2 separate regions of the Homo sapiens genome follow, and region 2 is linked to region 1. Evidence: chromatin loops called from intact Hi-C (ENCODE). Cell type or tissue: Caco-2. All regions are shown on one strand. Region 1 has its middle 81 kb from the start of MAGI3. Region 2 has its middle 140 kb from the start of LRIG2.

What was found. Peaks named below come from ENCODE experiments on the same cell type or tissue, not always from the same donor. Only the 100,000 strongest peaks of a DNase experiment are listed, where the experiment ranks them.
Region 2: it touches region 1 in a loop (12-fold over the local background); 1 of 110 quality-filtered maps calls a loop at or near these places.

What each region holds. Positions count from the first base shown.
Region 1 is chr1:113,306,681-113,311,680 of GRCh38, forward strand. No RefSeq gene overlaps it. Among named protein-coding and RNA genes, the nearest start is that of MAGI3, 81 kb to the right of the region's middle. In Caco-2, no CTCF peak of the experiment used is centred here; a DNase peak (open chromatin) is centred at 1,921.
Region 2 is chr1:113,215,594-113,220,593 of GRCh38, forward strand. No RefSeq gene overlaps it. Among named protein-coding and RNA genes, the nearest start is that of LRIG2, 140 kb to the left of the region's middle. In Caco-2, no CTCF peak of the experiment used is centred here; DNase peaks (open chromatin) are centred at 2,108 and 2,408.

The DNA.
Region 1 (5,000 bases):
AGAAAACTTTGCTGGCGAAAATAATCACAATAATTAGTCATTGCATCAAAAATGTAGTGTGAAAAGTAGCTCAGCTGGAACAATTGCTATTGTCCACCCCACTGACCTTTTAAGAAGCTTTATCTTGTAGTTAAATTTCATGTTCATCCCCCACACCATAACCTCGACTACTTTCAAGGGATCAGTTGTGACACACGTTTCTACACTAAGTTTATAAATATACACAGATGTGATAACAGGAAAGTCATTAGATTCACATCCAAATGTTGCAGCTACCTTAAAATAGCAGAGCATTTCTGTTACATTACTCTTTAATCAGTGTGATGTGTTTTTCTTTCTTTATTTATTTTTGTGTGATTTGTTTTTAGCTTTTCTAAGAGGCACTGATGTTGTAAAAGCACTCAGTATGTGGAAAACCAGTACAGTAATATTCTTCCCTTATCTGCAGGGAATACCTTCCAAGCCCCCCAGTGGTTGCCTGAAACCTCAGATAGTACCAAAACCTTCTATATACTATCATTTTTCCTATACATACATACATATAATAAAGTTTAATTTCTAACTTAGGCCCTGTAAGAAAGTCACAACAATAAGAACGAGTATAAGAATATATGTCAATAAAAGTTATGGGAATGCGATCTCTATCTCTCAAATTACCTTCTTGTTCTGTACTTACCTATTTTTGGAATGTGGTTGACCACCTGTAACTAAAACCACTGAGCGCACAACTGTGGGGTAAGCGGGGACTTCTGGAACTTCTAACTTGTATCAGGAGTCAGGACCTGATCCCTGAGGTACTTGAGATGAACTGTCTTGTCACCTTCCAGGCTCTCACACCCTAATCACCAATTCAACCCAAGTGATCCTAAGGGGAAGTAGAAGACTAATTCTCCTATGAAGGACTTTATGTTCCTCAAACTGAAAGGTCACTAAAGTAATATTAACAAAATCGAGGATCATAATGGTTACTTTAATGACAAGTCAAACTTTAATATTTTAAAGAAATTACCGTAATATTAAGATGTAGGGCCACATTAAGGGAACAGAACTGTTACAAAATTCTGAAGGAAATTGACTTTTTAGAAGAAAAGATCACCTTTGGCAAATGCCATATGACTTCCGTGTTCTTTTTTCACTGGTTAAGGGATGTTATTTTCATGTTTGCCAAGAAAAAATTTATCTTCCTTGTTAAATCCTGAAGAGTTAGTCAACTCTTATTCCATCACAGAGTTATTAGGAAACATCTAAAGCTTACAGTGGTGTGACTTGCAAAGTGATTTCCTAATACACTAACTTCAAAGGAACTTTGAAATCTCAGAATGTAAGAGCCAGCCCAGTGTTAATCCACCAAAGCACCACATAGTAGCCTGTTCGGGTTTGTTTTGATAGGTCTTTAACAAGCAGTCAAGCATTGAAGGTAGCATTCTGAAAAACACATTTCCCTATGCTATTCCTCTGATCTTTCTCTATGAAGGTGTCCTGTTTTATAACATGGAGAGCACAATGAAACTACCATTTTCATCTATACCTGCCAGCATATATCATCTTTAGCTTACTTTCCTGCTCTTTTAGGATCACAGCATAGAGATTCAGCTCTTCCCCCCAGCCAGGAAGGACTCTAGCCACAAAACTTGCTGGGTGGAAGAGATGATGTGAACACCTTTCTCCCTACCTATTACTCTTCCTTACGCCTCAATAGAAGAAAGAGTGGCAGAACAGGTGGCAAAATTTGTCAACTGTTACAAATCCCACTCCCCATACACAGGCGTCTGGGATGGAAAGAAAGATTATGCCCACTTCAAAGGGAACATATCTCTTCTTACCTTGCTGAAGAACCGTGAGTGAGTAATGATGTAATTGTTGTGGTTTCTTTATGGCCATACCCCATCTGGGCCACGTACCCTTTGAAGGTATGTGTACATTGACAAGGATGTAGGTGTTGGGGGTGTGTGTGTGTGTGTGTGTGTGTGTGTGTGTGTGAGAGAGAGACAGAGAGAGAGAGAGAGAGAGTGATTCTGTCTTTCCTACCCTGCATGAAACACATTTCTTTAACAGCTCTGCTCTCATATATATGTAAAATCTCCTAACTAGAAAATATCAGCCATTAAATTGCTCAAGGTCCTTTATTAAAAAATTTCTTTTCCTCTATTAAAAAACCCCTGTGACAAATTGTTCACAGAGTCCAGTGTCAGAAAGGGGTTGTTCTCATGACTAATTGGCCTGTTTGCTTCTATTGAAAAAATAAGTTATATAACTTATTTTTATATGTTTTTATATTTTATATTTATATTTTATATTTTATATAACTTATTTATATAACTTATATAAAAATAAGTTACATAACTCATCATATTTTCCTCTTTGCCTTGGTTACTAGGAGGCTAACTTTTGTGTACAAACACTATAGCTTTTTTCCCATGTTTTTGCTAAAATATAATTTTCAACTCTCTTTCCCTTCCCTGTTTTTGAGTAAATCTGATAAATCTGAATGTTACTGAAAACCAAAGTTTGCACAGTTTATAACAAATTAACAGTAACCACTTACATAAAATGTTCTATAATGTTAATGTGTAGTTTGCAGTACGGCCTTCTTACTTTTTCATGATACCTGCCCCATCCCCTTCCATCCCACATCTCTTTGTCTTTTTTTTTTTCCTTGAGATGCAGTCTCACTGTGTTGTCCAGGTGGGAGTGCAGTGGCACCATCTGGGCTCACTGCAACCTCCACCTCCCAGGTTCAAGCAATTCTCCTGCCTCAGCCTCCCAAGTACCTGGGACTACAGGTGCGCACCACCATGCCTAGCTAATTTTTGTGTTTTAGTAGAGATGGGGTTTCACCATGTTGGCCAGGCTAGTCTCCAACTCCTAACCTCGGTGATCTGCCCATCTCGGCCTCCCAAAGTGCTGGGGGGATGAGCCACTGCACCTGGCCCCACGCCTCTTTTTTAAAACTACAACAAGTCAGGAGATGTAATGCCTTCTTTGGACCATCGGATTCAGAAGGGTTACTTTGAGGAAAATTCTAAGAGATTCCCTTGATGATAAAGGGGTGTTTCCTTTTCAGCCTTCTTTTTCTCATTTTAATTTAGTAAACAGCACATTTGCCCATTAAAAGTTGTGTTTTCACTAAGAATCAAGTTAGATATTATTTTCTGCATTTGAAGTTGGACTCTACTTCTCAAAATTGGGCATTTGTGGGCTATTATAACTATCATATCCATAAACCCTTGTTTATCTCGGACTTTCTACATTTCAAATATTTTGATTTTTTTTTCCTATAGTAAGAATGTCACAGAAATGTTAGTAATGTGGTGTCCACAATACATCACACAAAATATCTCTTATTGTTGATTATGAGACAAAAATCCCAGGTCAAACTGTATATCCTTGTTTGGTGTCTAGAAAATGCGACCAACAGAATCCCAAGTTTTTAAAGGGGCATAATTAGAGGAGCTTGGAAAATGCAAACTGCTGTAAGAAAATAGCCGCGACCTACGGTAGGGTCTACTATAATAATAACAGAATCTAGGGATCAGGAGTCAGAGCAAGATGACCAAATAGAAGCCTCCACTGATCATCCTCCCTGCAGGAACACCGAGTTGAACAATTATCAACACACAAAAGCACCTTCATAAGAACCAAAAATCAGGTGAGCATCACAGTACCTGGTTTTAAATTCGTATCACTGAAAGAGGCACTAAAGAGAGTAGGAAAGACAGTTTTGAAATGCCAGTGCCACCCCGCCTCATCCCCTGGCAGCAGCCTCATGGCACAGGGAGAAAATCTGGGTACTTGGGGGAGGGAGAGCACAGGGATTGTGGGACTTTGTATTGGAATTCAGTGCTGCCCTGTCACAGAAACAAACAAACAAAACACCAGGTGGGTCTCAGCTGGCACCCATGGAGGGAACATTTCAACCAGCCCTAACCTCAGGGGAATTGTCCATCTGAGAAGTTGGAACTTGAATTCCAGCCACCCTTCATACCATGGGCTAAAGTGTTATGGAGTTCTAAATAAACTCGAAAGTCACTCTAGGCCACAAGGACTGCAATTCCTGGGCAAGTCCTGGTGCCGTGTGGACTTGGGGTGCACGTGACCTAGTGAGACACAACCTGGGGTGGCCAAGAGAATGGTTGTGCGACGCCTACCCCAACCCCAGGCAGCTCAGCTCACAACTCTGAAAGAGACTCCTTCTTTCTACCTGAGGGGAGGAGAAGGAAGAATAAAGAAGACTTTGTCTTGCAACATGGATACCAGCTCAGCCTCAATAGGATAGGACACCAGGCAGAGTCGTTACGGTGCTCATTTCAAGCCTTGGCACCCAGATATTTCTAGACACACCCTGGGCCAGGAGGAGACCTGCTGCCTTGAAGGGAAGGACCCAGTCCTGGCAGAATTTATTAACTGCTGACCAAAGAACCCTTGGGCCCTGAATAATCAGCAGGGGGTAGTAAGGCAGCATTTGTCATGAGCCTTGGGTGAGACTCAGAGACGTGCTAGCTTCAGGTGTGACCCAGCACATTTGCAGATCTAAGGACTACATGGAAGGACTCCTTCTGCTTGAAAAAAAGGCAGAGGGAAGAGTAGAGGAGTCTTTGACTTGAGCTTAGGTACCAGCTTGGTCACAGTGGGGAAGGGCACCAAGCAGGCTCTTATGGCCCCCAATTCCAGGCCTTGGCTCTAGGATGGAAGTTGTGGACTTTCCCTGGGCCAGAAGGGAGCCCATTGCCCTGAAGTGAGAGTCCTAGGCCTGGTGGCATTTACCAAAAGCTGCCTGAAGAGCCCTTGGGCCTTGAGTGAGCATCAGTGGTAGCTAGGCAGCATTTGCCACAGGCCTGGGGCAGCAGTAGCCATGGGGGGAGACTCCTCTGCTTGTGGAAATGGGAAATAAGAGGGGGAGGAATGCCTGTAATCCCAGCACTTTGGGAGGCCGAGGCGAGGGGATTACCTAAGGTCAGGAGTTCGAGACCAGTCTGGCCAACATGATAAAACTCTGTCTC
Region 2 (5,000 bases), 91 kb before region 1:
CCACAGATCCTTAGGGCATAAACAGAATGCAGCCAAGCTCTTTGCTAAAGCATAATACATGAGCTTTTGCTACAGTTCCCAGTAAGTTCCTTGTTTTCATCTGAGGCCTCAAAAGCCTGGACTTCACTGTCCATATCACTATCAGCATTTTGGTCACAACCATTTAACCAGTCTATAAGAAGTTTCAAACTTTCCCTTATCTTCCTGTCTTCTGAGCCTTCCAAACTCTTCCAACCTTTGTCCATTACCCAGTTCCAAAGCTGCTTCCACATTTTCTGATATCTGTATGGCAATGCCCTACTCCTCAGTATGAATTTTCTGTATTAGTCCATTCTTGATTGCTATGAAGAACTATCTGAGACTGGCTAATTTATAAAGAAAAGAGGTTTAATTGGCTCACAGCTCTGCAGGCTTTACAGGAAGCATGGTGCTGACTTAGCTTCTAGGGAGGCCTCAGGAAGCTTACAGTCATGGCGAAGTGGGACCAGGCACATCACATGACAAAAGCAGGAGTAAGCAAAAGAGAGTGACGGGGAGGTGCCATACACTTTTAAATGACCAAATCTCATGAGAACTCACTATCATGAAGACAGCACCAAGCCATGAGGAACCCACCTCCATGACCCAAACACCTCCCACCAGGCCCCACCTCCGGCATTGGGGATTACAATTCAACATGAGATTTGGGTGGGGACAAATATCCAAACTATATTAGCAACTGTCCATCCAGTGGAATTTTGGTGGCTTCATGGGGAAGACATTCCATCCCTCTCCTTTTCCCATACCTTCCTTCAGATGACCTACCCCATTACCTTCAAAGAATTCCACAGTCACAAAGTTATTCCTTAGGCATAAGACTCTTTGTCTCCTGGAAAACAGAGAATCTCTGGAAGGGATGGTCTAGGTCTTATGAGAGTCAGGGAGAATTGGTGTATGCAATCCTCTGCTGGGGGCAGGCTTTTATGAGAATAAAAGAAGAGGAAGCCACTGTGAGGATGTTCAGAGGAGAGGGTAGAGAAGATGGTGGTGAAAGGGGAACAGTAGGACCAAGGAGCAAAGACAACCAATAATTTGGGGATTTCAGAAACTCTGACATCCTGTCCTTTATAATTCTGGAGGTGCTGCTGAGCCCTGCTGCCTGCTCTGGAGTTTCTTGGCATTTGCTTTGCCTGTTTGCTCATTTACTATCAGCAAAGTAGCTGGACATTTCACCAGTTATCAAGGACTGTGCTAGGTCGGGCAGCACCAGGGGCTACGGACACACAGACAGCCTCAGCTGCAAGGGCCAAACATCGTCACTCCAGAGAGGAGGTCAAGCTCCAAGCTGGCCTCACCTGTGGCTGCCTGAAGACTGGGAAATGCACAGGCTTTCCAGTGAGACAAAGCTGAGTTCAAACCTGGCCCTGTTCCTCTAGCTGTGTGGCCATGGACATTGATTACCCTTTCTGAAGCATAGCTTTACCAATTGTAAAGTGAAGATCATCATACCCAACCCAGAGGGTTGTTAGGAGAAAAAATGAAAGAAGCTTTGTAGCATACCTAATGCAGGGTCTGGATCACAGCAATTGCTGAAAAACAGTTGTCCCCTTCCCCTTCCCTCTTGGCTCTGTCTTCCTGCATTTCATTAGTCAGATCTCTGCGGTTTTCCTAGAACATCTCTAACTGCAAACCACCAACTACTAAAAACCCTCAAGGAGGGGTAAAATGGATAATAGGAATTTCTAGTGACATAAAAGTGATATCATGTTTGTATGTGTAACTATCAATCAATTTCAGAGAAAAGCAGGCTTGCATATCTGAGCAGACACCACCAGCTTTCTTCTGCTTCTGCAGATTGAATTTTATTTTATTAAGAGCAGAACAATGGGCCTGATTTTCCTCTTTGGATACTAAAGAAGACAAATTAGTCAAAAGGAAATTCAGCTGAAACTGTATTTAGTGTTTGAGATCCTAAGCCCCGAGACGGAGCCTCTGTGTGACCTTGAGGAGCTGCGTGCATGCTCACTGCTGGATCCCAGCATGATGTGGCCATGTCTGGGTCAGGAGCACAGGAGGCTCAAGGCCAGTCCAGGGCCTGGTCAACAGAGCAGCACACGCAAAATCAAAGTGACCCTGGGCCTTGATGAGGGACACGCTGCCTTCCTGAGCAGTGCATGCTGCATGAGTGTAACTGATTACCACATTTTTAAAAGAAAAAAATGGATTTTCTTAACCTTTTTCCTTTTCCCCCACCTCCTACTTAGCTCTTTAGGAATGCAATTATAACCTTTACCTTCTCTCCACCAGACACTCCCTACACGGCAAGCTTATCTAACTATGTGTTTACTTAGAAGTTCTGGAGGCTGAACCTTGAAACACAGCAGGCACTTCTGGAACTCTCTCTCGCCAGGAGATTGCCTCAAGATAACAGTTAATTTACAACCTAAATTTTGCCCTAGATAAAATTAAAATTGTCAATTTACAACAGGGCCCTGCCCACAATGGTGCTAGCCAGACCACTTGATAGATAAGACCCAGGAAGCAAGTCACATGGGCCCCACACCTCCTCCCCTACCTCCTACATGAGGTTGACTCCAAGTCCCCCTTTAAAAGCCCCTGCTTTCTGCCCTGAAAGCTGAAGTAATACCCTTAAGGCAGGAGCCTGTACTTCTTCCTCTCAGCTAAGCTCTGGAATAAAAGTCACTTTCTTTCCGCCAGAACTCCTTATTAATTGGACTCTACCAGCCATGAGCAGCCGGATCCGTGGGACTCACTGTCACAACTGGTTGTGGGGACCGTCCCCCACACTGGCAAGTTCAAGTCAACAAACTATGCTAGGCAGTGTTAAAGGTAGAGGGCGAAAAGGGACTATAACATGGTCTCCACCCTCCTGAAATATTAAACACAAGCTAGGTCAGGGATTCTTAATCTTTTTGGTGTCATTGGAAATCAGAAGTATAGACCCCTTCTCAGAATAATGTTTTTAAATGTGTGAAATGAAATGAGATCACAATTGAAACCAACTCGAATGGAGCACACGAGGTCTCATGCACACATGGAGGGAAGTATTATTGCTAATTTAGAGGTATGAGCAGATCATAATGGTCAGGGGGTGTCTGAAAACTTTATGGAGGAGCCGTTAAAGACTTCTACACACAGAAATGGGGGAAGGCATTTCAAGCACAGGGAACAGCATGAGCAATCGTTTGGAAACAAGGGCGTGCAGATGCATTAAAGGGAACAGAATAATCAAGTGAGGCTGGGGCTTTGCAGGAAGCACCCAGTGCTTGTACCTGGGTCCTCTCTCTGTCTCTTAGAATCCTAGCCAATGTGAAAGGAAAATAAATCTTGGGGTCCCCAAATCACTAAGCTAAAGGGAAAAGTCAAACTGGGAACTGCTTAGAGCCAACCTGCCTCCCATTCTATTCAAAGTCTCCCCTATGCTCACTGAGATAAATGCATATCTGATTGCTTCCTTTGGAGAGGCTAATCAGAAACTCAAAAGAACGTAACCATTTGTCTCTTATCTACCTATGACCTGGAAGCCCCCTCCCCACTTTTGCTTCAAGTTGTCCCGCCTTTCCAGACCGAGCCAATGCTCATCTTACGTATGTTGATTGATCTCATGTCTCCCTACGATGTATAAAACCAAACTGTGCTCTGACCACCTTGGCACATGCCATCAGGACCTCCTGAGGCTGTACCATGGGCACGTGTCCTCAACTTTGGCAAAGTAAACTTTCTAAATTAACTGAGACATGCCTCAGATTTTCGGGGTTCACACCGGTAACAGATATGGACTGAGTTTGCACCTGAATTGCCCATGCTTCTGTCAGTCAGGCCACTGGCAATGGAAAAGTGAGCCCCTGGCATCTGTCCACTCAGCAGTGATCTGCTAGGAAGGTCAGAAAAGCAGGTGGGCGTGAGGGAGGCAAAAAGGAGCCCGGGAAGAGGGTGCTTCACAGTAGCTCTGTTTTGCCCCAGGAGGACAGCTGCTCTGGGAGTTGGACCTGCAGGGGGAGACACCATCAGCCACTGACAACCCACCTAGGCAATGCTCACTCCTCTGCCAGCCACTCTGTTACTCTGTTGGGACAAATTTCTGGCAGAATTGTCCTCAGGAAAAAATTTAATTAGACATTTATTACATGAGCATGTCAGCCCTGTGGTTTTTTTTTTTTTTTTTTTTTTTTTGGTTCTAGAGGACACCCGGCTCAAACCCCTGATTAAATTTGTGCCTAAATTGGGGCCATCCTAGAATCCAGGCCCAGAGTGACCACAGGCCTGGTGGGAGGTGGGCCTACCAGGCTTATGGAGCTGGCTGGGGAAAATGTGCCTCAAAGGCAGGAGTCCAGCACACCCGTTTGGTCCAGACACAATGGCCCAGTCAGCAGGAGAGGGTGATTTTGACATCTTCCCTTAGGTGGGCCTCTGAGGCCAGGCAGAGGGGCTGCAGTCAAAAGAGCAGGCAAGAGCAGCCACAGCAATAGCTCACGTTTATGAAGCACGCATGCAGCACTCGGCACTGTGCTGATCACTCTTCATGCACTCAGTCATTCAATCGGTAACCCTGCCAGCTATGGACTGGTGAGATCTCCCTTTTTCAGATAAGAAGACAAGCTTAGAGGGATTAAGCTGCTTGTGCAGAGCCAGGTCACTGCCTGCCCCCCTCTGCCGGACTCCAAACATCAGTAGACATGAGTACGGGAAAATAAAATATAAAGAAACTGGACAGGTGCAGTGGCTCATTCCTGTAATTCCAGCACTTTGGGAGGCCAAGGCAGGCGGATCACTTGAGCCCCAGAGTTTGAGACCAGGAACATGGCAAAACTCTGTCTCTACTAAAAATACAAAAATTAGCTGGGTGTGGTGGTGCGCACCTGTGGTCCTAGCTACTCAGGAGGCTGACGTAGGAGGATTGCTTAAGCCCAAGAGATCGAGGCTGCAGTGAGCTGTGATCACGACACTGCACTCCAGCTTGGGGGACAGAGTGAGACCCTGTCTCAAAAAATAAAAATAAT